2 separate regions of the Homo sapiens genome follow, and region 2 is linked to region 1. The links are chromatin contacts, found by Hi-C or POLR2A ChIA-PET in ENCODE. All regions are on one chromosome and are shown on one strand. Each heading gives the region's core, a stretch centred on a gene start or an enhancer-like site at or near the end of the contact. The rest is flanking DNA. Distances are from core to core; before and after follow the strand shown.

Evidence for each region. A loop is a pair of places that touch in the nucleus more often than their neighbours do. ChIA-PET counts read pairs that join two places held with the same protein, here RNA polymerase II (POLR2A). Pooled maps may share reads with other maps.
Region 2: a loop to region 1 is called in a pooled map, with 3 times the contacts of the local background. The contact joins the promoter of SLC8B1 here to the promoter of OAS1 in region 1. A Hi-C loop is called at or near these places in 2 of 37 single-sample maps with no recorded cell type and 4 of 50 pooled maps. POLR2A ChIA-PET finds 5 or more read pairs at or near these places in 2 of 52 experiments (B cell and Caco-2).

Annotation. Positions count from the first base shown.
Region 1 is chr12:112,904,356-112,910,350 of GRCh38, reverse strand. OAS1 (2'-5'-oligoadenylate synthetase 1) reads right to left here and starts at 3,389. Exons shown (of 6, transcript NM_016816.4): 1 at 3,132-3,389; 2 at 1,527-1,815. The coding sequence starts at 3,311. RefSeq lists an enhancer at 3,109-3,548.
Region 2 is chr12:113,333,859-113,339,981 of GRCh38, reverse strand. SLC8B1 (solute carrier family 8 member B1) reads left to right here and starts at 4,873. Exons shown (of 16, transcript NM_001358345.2): 1 at 4,873-5,539. RefSeq lists a silencer at 4,663-4,952.

The DNA.
Region 1 (5,995 bases), core at 2,140-4,639:
TGTTGCCCAGGCTGGAGTGCAATGGCATGATCTTGGCTCATTGCAACCTCCATCTCCTGGGTTCAAGCAATTCTCCTGCCTCAGCCTCCCGAGTAGCTGTGATTACAGGCACACACCACCACGCCCAGCTAATTTTTGTATTTTTAGTAGATGTGAGATTTCACCATGTTGGCCAGGCTGGTCTTGAATTCCTGACTTCAAGTGATCCCCCCACTTTGGCCTCCCAAAGTGCTGAGATTACAGGCGTGAGCCACTGTGACCAGCCTTCTCCCTCTTGTCTTTTACAACCATTGTACTTCAGCCCCCAACACAGGAGATGGCACAAAGGAGAGAATCCAAAACTTTCTCATACCCTGGTGTCTTTGGAGAGTCAGCATTTTTTTTTTCATGGCTGCCCTAGGACTAAAGGAAACTGTGACAGTTCCTTTAATTAAGTCCTAATTACTTGATAATTAATCACTAATTACTGCTTAATGACCAACTATTAATTAGTAGCCACTAATCAGTAAGTTCAGTTTAATAGTAGCCGTTTGTGCGGTGTGTGACAGATGTCATCGCATTTCCCTCAAAAAATTAAAATCTAAACTATTCCGTGTCCCTCTGTGAGTTCACTGTGGTGTTTTGAGGTGCCTTCATATACAGCTGGGAAATTCATAGTTTTGACTGATTGACTGATTGATTGAGACAGGGTCTTGCTCTTGCTCTGTGCCTAGGATGGAGTGCAGTGGTACATTCGTGGCTCACTGACACCTCGAATCCTTGGCTGGCCTCATGTGATCGTTCAGTCTCAGCGTCCTGAATAACTGCGACCACAGGCATGTACCACCACACTTGGCTAATGTTTTAAAATTTTTAGTAGAGATGAGGTTTCACTTTGCTGCCCAGGCTGGTCTTGAACTCCTGGGCTCAAGCGACCCTCCTGCCTCAGCCTCCAAAAGTGTTGGAATTACAAGCATGAGCCACCACACTTGGCTGGAAGTTCCTATTTTTGAACACCTATTACTCATCAGAGCTGAATGTAGATGATCATTTATCACTTAAAATAATGATATGATACAGGTAGTGTGGTTTTACCAATTCTCCTGATGTGGCAAGGGAGCCTCTGAGAGGTTACACTTCCTGTCCAAATGTTCCTGCAAATTATAAATATCTATCTCCCAACGTGCTGCATACGTTTGATGAGATCTCATGTTGGGACAAAGATGAGAGTAACATGAACTTTAAGCCACATCTTTGCTGCCTGATTTTAGAAAGATAAAATTCACACATTTTGCCTTAAACAGAACCAGTAAGCCTTGCAGATGTTCTGTAAGAAATGTCTTTGTCCCCACATTATGCCAATTTGCTGTTTAATGTCTCTCCTGTGATAGATCATGACCGTATTCATTCTTGCCCCGGGACAGATCCTAAGATCTCCTCCCACCCTGCTTTAGAGAGATGCCCTGTTGGGGCAAAAAGCTCTCAAACTGTGGGAGATTTCTGCTCAGAAATGGGAAGAGGGAGAAAAAGAAGCTGGGAGCTCTCACCCAGGGCATCAAAGGCAGGCAGCACATCGAACTCCACCCCCTCCCCGAGCTGGAGCGAACTCAGTACGAAGCTGAGCGCACGGGGGTTGCCCCAGCGTGGAGCCTGGACCTCAAACTTCACGGAAAATGCTCTCTCTCTTTGACAGGCTTCCAGCTGTCTCCTAATTTCCTGGATGAACTCTCCCCGGCGATTTAACTGATCCTGAAAAGTGGTGAGAGGACTGAGGAAGACAACCAGGTCAGCGTCAGATCGGCCTCTGAGGGTGGTGCCCTTGCCTGAGGAGCCACCCTGAAAAAGACGACAAAAATAATAATTGATGCTTAGTGAGGCAAACCTCCCTAAATAAAATGACAGGAGCAATCACTAACATTATGGAGCACTAGCCACTGTTCTGAAGGCATTGCATGTCTTAAACTCCTATAATGCTCACAATGATGCTATGATTTGGATGCCATTATCATTAGTTCCCATTTTACAGATGGGAAAATGGATGCTCAGTGAGATAATATATCAGCCCCATCACCCAGCTAGTAGGTGGCAAATACAATTCAAACCTGGGGGCCTTCTTCCAGGATCTGTGTTCTTTTCCCATTGTCCTTTACGATGCCCAGGACTAGCTTATGCTGGGTGGTTCACACTTACTATTTTACTTAATCTACACGGCCCTATGAGGTATTGAGGGAAAGTAGAGGAAAAATCAGTTAGGTAAATGGTCAAGGCTGGGCCCTGGAGGAGCGGCCTGCCTGAAACTGGCGCAGGGAGTGGGACTTACCTAAAACAAATCCACAGTTATACATACAAGAGAAGCAGCGCTTTATGCTTGCCTAGAGATATACCCACAGCTGCATAAGGTAAGGGAAGTTGCACAGCTTTACTGATAAAAAGTTTCTCAAACAGTTACAGGGAGGAGAGTGGTTTCTTATAAAAGTTTTTTGCATTCAGCTGCAATCTGGCAATCCACTCAGACTTCCCTCTCCACAGTGGAGACAGCTTTCTTCTTTTGCTTACTGAACTTTTGCTCCAAGCTCACGTTTGTGTCCATGTTCCTTAATTTTCTTGGATGCAGGACAAAGAACCTTGGGTACTAATTCAGTGAGAAGCTGCTACATTAAGGTGCACTGGCAAGACTGCAACAGTATTGGGGATTATGGCTGAGGAAATTGGAACACAGAGTAGTTAAGTGACTTGCTCAAGGTCTTGCAGCCAGCAGGTGCTATTTGCTTTCAAAACATATGATTCTTCACTGCAGAAATGGTGAGCCCCTAGCCTGGCCACGAATTAGCAAACTGTTTACCAGAGCTGGGATTCAGTTCCCTATTTCTGAAATGGGCATCGCCCAGGACAGTGGTTCATAAACTTCAGCGGGAAGTAGGGGGGAGGGTCACTTGTTAATAATAGGGATGTAGGATTTCACCCCAGAATCTATTTTAACATGCTGTGTGGATAAATAAGAAACCACCATCCCAGAAGATCTCAGCTCTCTGTACTCACATTTGCACCCTGGGTTCTAGGTTTTTGCTTCTCTCTCTCTCTCTCTCTCATTCTCAATCTCAACTCTTGCACATTCAGCCACCCCTCCCCTGGCCAGGCAGGCCTGGACTCACCTTTACCACCTTGGACACACACACAGGGTAGGAGCTACCTCGGAAGCACCTTTCCTTCAGGAACCCACAGATGATGTCAATGGCATGGTTGATTTGCATGCGGAAACACGTGTCTGGCAAGAGATAGTCTTCAATGAACTTGTCCAGAGATTTGGCTGGGGTATTTCTGAGATCCATCATTGACAGGAGAGAGAGTGGCAACAGAACTGCCTCCCAGACCTGTTTGCTTTTATCTCTTCTGCTGACTGAGCTTGGACTGCTGTTGGTTTCGTTTCCTCAGAAGGGAGGAGCTGTCTTTGCACTTTCCTTTTGCAAATCAGACACTCCCCTGATCCCAGTGCTGAATTTCATCTGCTCACTCTTCTGCTTCCTGAAACTTACCCTTTGTCCTTTAGCCAGCAACAAGCAGCCCAGCCTTTCTCTGAACTCTGCTCTGGAAATGCATTTTAACCTCCAGCCAACATAAATCTTATTTAACAGATTTTGTGTTTCCTTCTTTATCTTTTTTTTGTTGTTGATGAAATCCTTTCACAGTTGTCTGTGGTATTTTCCAGCAATACATGCCCACTGCAAAAAGAAAAAAAGTCAGAAAAACCAGGAAGTGGAAAGATCATCTATGATTCTAACACTACAAAATTGCCTCTATAAACGTTTTGATATAGAGCTTTCCAGATTTTTTTCAAATGTTAACACACACACAAACACAGGTCTCTTTTCTTTTTGTTAAGAATGGTATTATACTATGCTTTTTTCCCTTTCAATTAGTAGATTTTTATTTTATTTTATTATTTTTTGGAGACAGGATCTTGCTTTGTTATCCAGGCTGGAGTGCAGGGGCATGATCATGACTCGTGCAACCTCAACTTCCTGGGTTCAAGGGATCCTCCTGCCCCAGCCTCCTGAATACCTGGGACTACAGGCATGCGTTACTGCACCCAGCTCATTTTTTATTTTTTGTAGAGACAAGGTCTTGCTATGTTGCCCAGGTTGGATTTTATTTCTCACAGCAGTTTTAGGCTTACAGAAATATTGAGCTGAATGTGCAGAGAGTTCCATAAGCTCTCTCTCCTGCCAATAAGTTCCTCTATTATTAACAGTACTGTGATACATTTGTTACAATTGATGAATTGATATTAATACATCATAATTAACAAAAGTCCATTTACATTAAGGTTTACATTAAGGTTCACTCTTGTGTCCTACAGTTCTATGGATTTTGCCAAACATAACATGTCATGTATCCACCATTACAGCACCATGCAGAATAGTTTTGAGATAGGAGGTGGGGCTTGACTCAGGGCCAGATTGAAGACTGGCTGGCATGAGCACCAGCACCATGAACAGTTTACTCATTCCCTGGCAATGACCCAGTTACCACCCTTCTTCTAGAAATTTCTGAATAACCTGCCCTTAATTTGCACGTATTTAAAAGTGGGTATGAATGTGACTATAGAAGTGCCCTGAGCTGCTGCTCTCCAGGCACTGCCTATGGGGTGGCCCTGCTCTGCAGGGACAGTCACAGAACTGTAACCCTGCTGCCTCAATAAACCTTTTTCTTCCTCCTCTAGCTCACCCTTGAATTCCTTCCTGGACGAAGCCAAGAGCCTTCCCGGACGGTGTCCCAGTTTTGGGGCTCCCCTGCCCTGCAAGAGTTTCACTACCTTAAAATCCCCTATGCCTCACCTGTTCATCCCTCTCTGAGTTAGATCTTTCTTCTCCTAATATATGCATTCAATGCTATAACTTTCCCTCTAAACACTACTTTCACTACATCCCACACTTTTTGATAGGCTGTTTTTTCATTTTAATTTAATTCAAAATATATTTATTTATTTTGTTGAGACAGGGTCTCACTCTGTTGCCCAGGCTGGGGTGCAGTGGCACAATCTTAGCTCACTGCAGCCTTGACCTCCTGGGCTCAGGTGATCCTCCCACCTCAGCCTCCCAAGTAGCTGGGACTACAGGTACATGCCACCATGCCTGGCTAATTTTTGTATTTTTTGTAGAGATGGGGTTTCTGCATGTGGCCCAGTCTGGTCTCGAACTCCTGGGCTCAAGCGATCCATCTGCCTCAGCCTCCCAAAGTGCTAGGATTATAGGCGTAAGCCACTGAGCCTGGCCCAAAATATTTTAAAATTTCTCTTGAGACTTCTTCCTTGCCCCATGTGTTATTTAGAGGTGTGTTCTTTAATCTCCATATATTTTGGAATTTTCCAGCTATCTTTCTTTTGTGGGTTTCTTTTTTAATTCCATTGTAGTAAAGGGCATGCTTTGCATAACATATCTCTGTTGAAATTTGTTAAAGTGTGTTTTCTAGCCCAGAACATAATATGTCTTGGTGAATGTTCTGTGTGAGTTTGAGAAGAATGTGTTTCCTGTTTTTGTTGGATGAAATATTTTGTAAATGCCAACTATCTTTCTTACAAACCCTTAACCTCTTAACCAGATTATTCATGAGTTGACACTCTCCACTCCTACTGTATAAGATGTTGACTTTGGCCTAAGACTAAATGTCACCATGAGGGTGGGGTGCTGTCTTTGCAATACTCACTTCATTTACTAGTTGAAGATTCTTGCTGCACTGTATGCAAAAAATTAGGCCAAGTATGATAAAGCAAACCAGTCATACCATTGTAGCAGGAAGAGCTGCAGACAAAAACCCCTCAGACACCGAGTTAAAGAAGGAAGGGGTTTATTCGGCCGGGAGCATGGGCAAGACCCCTGTCTCAAGAGCTGAGCTCCCCGAGTGAGCGATTCTTGTCCCTTTTAAGGGCTCACAACTCTAAGGGGGTCCATGTGAGAGGGTCGTGATGGATTGAGCAAGCAGGGGGTACATGACTGGGGGTTGCATACACCAGTAATTA
Region 2 (6,123 bases), core at 3,624-6,123, 430 kb before region 1:
CCAGCTAATTTTTGTATTTTTAGTAGAGATGGAGTTTCATCATGTTGGCCAGGCTGGTCTTGAACTTCTGACCTCAGGTGATTCACCCTCCTTGGCCTCCCAAAGTGCTAGGATTACAGGTGTGAGCCACCACGCCTGGCCTCCCTGAGTTGTTTTAAGGCCAAGCAATCCTCCTGCCCTGGCCTCCTGACTTCCCAAATTCTTGACCCATGGAAACCCTGACAGATAATGAAATGCTATTGTATTAGGCCTCTAAATTTTGGCATGTTTTGTTATGCAGCAATAGGTAACTGATACAAGCACAAAATCCTTCTCAATTTTTTTTTTTTTTTTTTTTTTTTTTTGAGAGGGAGTCTTGCTCTATCACCCAGGCTGGAGTGAAAGGGCACAATCGTAGTTCATTGCAGCCTCGACCTTCCGGGCTCAAGTGGTAAATCGACATTTAATCTACTCTCTGCCAGACATTGTGTCAGGTCCTTTTACCTTCAGTAATAATAATAAATAATAATAATAGCAGCTTGGCCAGGCATGGTGACTCATGCCTGTAATCACAGCACTTTGGGAGGCCGAGGCAGGCGGATCACGAGGTCAGGAGATCAAGACCATCCTGGCTAACACAGTGAAACCCCGTCTCTACTAAAAATACAAAAAATTAGCCGGGCGTGGTGGCGGGCGCCTGTAGTCCCAGCTACTTGGGAGGCTGAGGCAGGAGAATGGCGTGAACTCAGGAGGCGGAGCTGGCAGTGAGCCGAGATTGTGCCACTGCACTCCAGCCTGGGCGACAGAGCAAGACTCTGTCTCAAAAAAAAAAAAAAAGTAATAATAATAATAATAGCAGCTTCAATTTATTCAACTTTAACAAGTGCCAGGCACTATGCTATGGGTTTTATTATATAATCTCCTTGTTCTTTAAAATTATAATAGTAGAGACAGGGTCTTGCTATGTTGCCCAGGCTGGTCTCGAACTCCTGGCCTCAAGCAATCCTCCCACTTCAGCCTCCCAAAGTGCTGAATTACAGGTGTGAACCACTGTGCCCAGCCGACATATAAAATCTCAATCCTCACTATAGCCTGATGAGTGGGCCCTATAGGTGCTGTTTTCATCCCCATTTTCCAGGTAAGGAACTGAGACTCAAAAAGACAAAATAACTGGTCCAGGGCCAAATAGCCAGTAAATGGCAGAGCTGGGATTTGAGCTCGGATCTGGATGACTTCTAAGTCTGCTCCTAACATGTCAAAATGGCCTTTCTCAGCCTGGGGAATAGGCCCTAACCCTAACCACTGTCTACCAGAGCAGGGGTGAACCAGGGGCTATCCCAGGCCCCATCTATCTTTCTTCTCTGTCCCCAGGGGTTCCTCTCCCCGCCTGGATCTTTCCAGGAGTCTCTCAACAGATACTCATACTCTCCCCCAACACCCCTTGCTTCCTGCTCTACCCCAGTCCTGGGAGACAGGGAGGTAGTAACCCACCTGCTCTGCTGACCTAGAATGGTGATATCTAAGCCTCACCCTAGCTACCAGGGTCAGGCCCCTTGGGGAAGGAGGACTTCAAACTCAGCAATTCTGGAGTTACTTCTCAAGCAGCAGATGACCTGGGGAAAAGCTGACCCCGGAGTAGGATGACCCCGGAGCAGGCTTGGAGATTGTGACACACAGACACTACTGTGAACGCCCCTGTGCTGGCAGCCTGGACATGGGGATGAACCTGGCCTGGTGCTGCTTCGAGGTGCTCCCAGCCTGTGGGGGACATGGAAAGGTAAGTTAATGCATTGTTGTAACAATGGAATAATTTTTATTTTTTATTTTTCTTTGAGATGGAGTCTCACTGTCACCCAGGCTGGAGTGCAGTGGCATGATCTGGGCTCACTGCAGCCTCCACCTTCCAGGTTCAAACAATTCTCGTGCCTCAGCCTCCCAAGTAACTGAGATTGTGGGCTTGTGCCACATGCCTGGCTAATTTTTGTATTTTTAGTAGAGACGGGTTTTTGCCATGTTGGCCAGGCTGGTGTTGAACTCCTGACTTCGGGTGATCTGCCCACCTCAGCCTCCCAAAGTGCTGGGATTACAGGTGCGAACCACCACGCCCAGCCAACAATGGAATAATTAATGGGGACAACAAACCCTTCCACTGAGGGAGTGTTGACTCAGCATCCAGCATGGGGTTTGGGGCTCTTCACAGTGTCCTATTTCAGCTAGGCATGGTGGCTCATGCCTGTAATCACAGCAATTTGGGAGGCCAAGGTGGGGGGATTGCATGAGCCCAGGAGTTCAGGACCAGCCTGGGCAACATAGTGACACCCTGTCTCTACAAAAAATGAACAAAACGAGCCAGGCATGGTGGCACACGACTGTAGTCACAGCTACTTGGGAAGCTGAGGCGGGAGGATCGCTTGAGCCCAGGAGGTCAAGGATGCAGTGAGCCAAGATCACACCACTGCATTCTAGCCTGGGTGACAGAAGGAGACCCTGTCTCAAAAAAGATAAGGAAAAACATCTGGAAGGACCTCAGGAGGTTGGTACTAGTATCACTCCCATTTCACCAAGGGGGAAACTGAGGCTCAAAGAGAGGCTCTAAGTGTTTATAGAAGGTCCTACAGAAACCTGATGTTCTGCGATTCCAAACACATCATGCTCCAGATCACAATGTCACCTGCCCAGAGGTGGGAATTAGAGGTGTGCTCTGAAGGTGGGGAGCCCTGTGGCCATGTGGAGGGGTTGGGGGGAGGGTGGAAGACCCCCTAGTGGCGGTGACCTCTGAGCTGAGCCTGACAACATGAGTAAGAGTTTGTCAGGTGGAAAAGAGATAGGGTGTCATCAGGGCAGGGGGCTCGGAAGGAGCAGAGGCAGGTGGCTGTGAGCAAGAGGCCGATACGTTCAGGGAACAGGGAGCACTACTGGGCAGGAGGTGGAGGTAGGGGTGAAAGACGATTTCAGAAAGGTGTGCTAGGGCTGGATGCTGAAGGGCCTTGAATGCCAGGCTTGGCGTTGGGCCTGGGTCCTGCCCATGACGAGGAAGCAGGTCCTACCGTAAGGATAAGAGATGGGGTGACTAGATGCATGCTAATGGCAGAAGTGGGGCTGCAGGCAGGAGTGGCCTGGGAGGACACACTCCAGCCTTAAGGACCCCAGGTCCAGGCCCCATGCCTGCCTCCTCCCATTCCCCCATCCCCCCAACAGAAGAAAAGGCAGGATGAACAGAGCTTCCCCAGGAGGCTGGGAAACTGGAAATAGGGGGAGATACTGGTACATCCATCAGCAGATCACTAACTCCTCGGTCTTGATTTGTTTGCCACCTTCTTTTAAAAACGATGCTATGTGCCCCCTTCGGCAGCACATATACTAAAATTGGAACAATACAGAGATTAGCAAAAAGAAAAGGGAAAAAATTAAATACAAATTTTAAATATTAGATAAAAAGGTGGGCATGGTGGCTCACACCTGTAATCCAAGCACTTTTGTTACAGGAAAGGGGTCCTGATCCAGACCCTAAGATAGGGTTCTTGGATCTCGCGCAAGAACGAATTCAGGGTGATTCCATAGAGTAAAGTGAAAGCAAGTTTATTGAGAAAGTAAAGGAATAAAAGAATGGCTACTCCATAGGCAGAACAGCCCTGAGGGCTGCTGGTTGCCCATTTTTATGGTTATTTCTTGATGATATGCTAAACAAGGGGTGGATTATCTATGTTTCCCCTTTTTAGACCATATAGGGTAACTTCCTGACGTTGCCATGGCATTTGTAAACTGCCATGGCGCTGATGGGAGTGCAGCAGTGAGGACAACCAGAGGTCATTCTTGTCACCATCTTGGTTTTGGTGGGTTTGGGCTGGCTCCTTTACTGCAACCTGTTTTATCAGCAAGGTCTTTATGATAACCTGTATCTTGTGCCCACCTTCTATCTCAACCTGTGACTTAGAATGCCTTAACCGTCTGGGAATGCAGCCCAGTAGGTCTCAGCCTCATTTTACCCAGCCCCACTCGAGATGGAGTTGCTCTGGTTTACACAGCTCTGACACTTTGGGAGGCAGAGGCAGAAGGATCGCTTGAGACCAGGAGTTTGAGACCAACTTGGGCAACATATAGAGACCTCGTCTCTATAAAAAATTTTAAAAACTAGCCTGGTTTGGTGGCACACACCTGTGGTCTCAGCTACGTGGGAGGCTGAGGCGGGAGGATTATATAAGCCCAGGAGTTCGTGACCAGTTTGACCAACATAGTAAGAACATTTTACAAAAAATGAACAAAATTAGCCGGGCATGATGGCACTTGCCTGCAGTCCCAGCTACTTGGGAGGCCGAGGTGGGAGGATTGCTTGAGCCTCGGAGGTCGAGGCTTTAGTGAGCCGTGACAGCTGCTACTGCATTCCAGCCTGGGCGATAGAGTGAGACCCTGGCTTAAAAAATTAAAATTTAAATTAAAAAAAAAAAGCTATGCTACTAGAGGGGAATGTTGAACCCAATTAGGATCTCAGAAGGATTTCAGTGAAACCGCGAGAACTTTCCTGGGCAGGGTGGGGCTTTCTCCACCTGGGATTTTCCCAAACCTCTTTGTCACCATTCATTACCAGGAGCAGCTTGACACCCTCTGGTTCCTCTACCCTCGGGAAATGAACCTCCTAGTTTCACCCTCTAAATGTCCCTCTCCGGCTTCCTGCAGTCCTTACCCATCGGCTTGTATCTCAGTTTCAAAGCGGAGGGAGAGGACGGTGGAGAGTGGGAAGACCCTACGAAGCTCCCCGGGAGCTGTACCTTTAAGGGCAGGGGCGGGGCGAGCCCCGAGGGGGCGTGTCCTGAGGGCGTGGCCGAGACCGGGGCGGGGCGAGCCGGGGCGGGCCCGGACGGGAAGAGTAGGGGCCCGGACGCTGCAGCAGGCGGGGCACCCGGACTGGCGGCTTCGCTGGCGCAAGGTCGGTCCGGCGGCCAGGGACCTGGAAGGCTGCGAGGCCCTGCGAGGTCGAGGTTCGGAGTTTGCTGGTCCCAGGCCCGGCCCGAGGTAAGAAAGAGCCGCCTCCCCGCACGGCCGGAGGACCCGGGCGCCCCGAGTTCGACTTCTCAGCCTCCGTCCGGACGGGAAACGGAGCACGGAGATGTTCCTGAGGTCTCTTTCCTGGGAAGCGCAGCCCCGATTTCCCGCCCCTGTCCCTTAGCAGGTCGGCGACCATCCGAGCGCTGGGCATCGGCCCACGCGTACAGAAGGCGCTCAATAAATGCTCACTAGTGAATCAGTAAAATAAATCGGCAGCAAAGAGAGACGAGACGCATGCTGATCTTCAGGTGTTGGGGACATCAGGGACGCGAACATTTATTGAGCTCTTATTGTATACCGCGTCGGCCAGCATTTGTGTCCATTTCACACATGAGGAATAAGAGGCCCAGAGAGGTGAAGTGACTTCCTTAAGGCCACACAGATAGTAAGTGGCCGAGACGAATTTGAAACCAGGGGTGTCCTGTTTGAACTTGGTGCCAAATAGAGTAACTCGGACTCCAGTTGGAGGGGTTCGGGAGAACCATAGAAGAGGAAGGGCCGTGTCTTCCGTGGACAGGTAAGGAACCTGGCTGGGACAGGCGCCTTTCTGACCTCTCTTCCCCTCCCTACCTCCTCTCCCTCCCCTCAGGCTGCCAGTACATTGAGAAACACCTGCGCAGACTTAAAGAAAAAAACGTTTTTATGGGGTTTGGTTTCCTGATTGCAAAAATAAGACATACTCATCGTAGAACACATGAAAAAGCCAAAACAGGAAATTTAGTTTGCTGAGGACTTTTGTTTTTCCAGTTTAATTCCTTTGAAATATATTGAAGCCATTTTGGCCCTGGTCTTGAGGGAAGAGGCACATGGTGGTGACCAGCCCGGCCCCACTGCTAACCCGCGGTCTTTGAGCAACTCAACTTCCTTCTTGCCCTTAAGTTCCCTGTCGGAGGGGCTGTGGGCTCTGTGACCCTCTTGCTGTGTGACCTTGGGCAGGTTCTGGAATTCCTCTGCTGGGTGTGGTGGCTCACGCCTGTAGTCCCAGCACTTTGAGAGGTCAAGGCCGGCAGATCACTTGAGGCTAGGAGTTCCAGACCAGCCTGGCCAACATGGCGAAACCCCGTCTCCGTTAAAAATACAAAAATTAGCTGGGCATGGTGG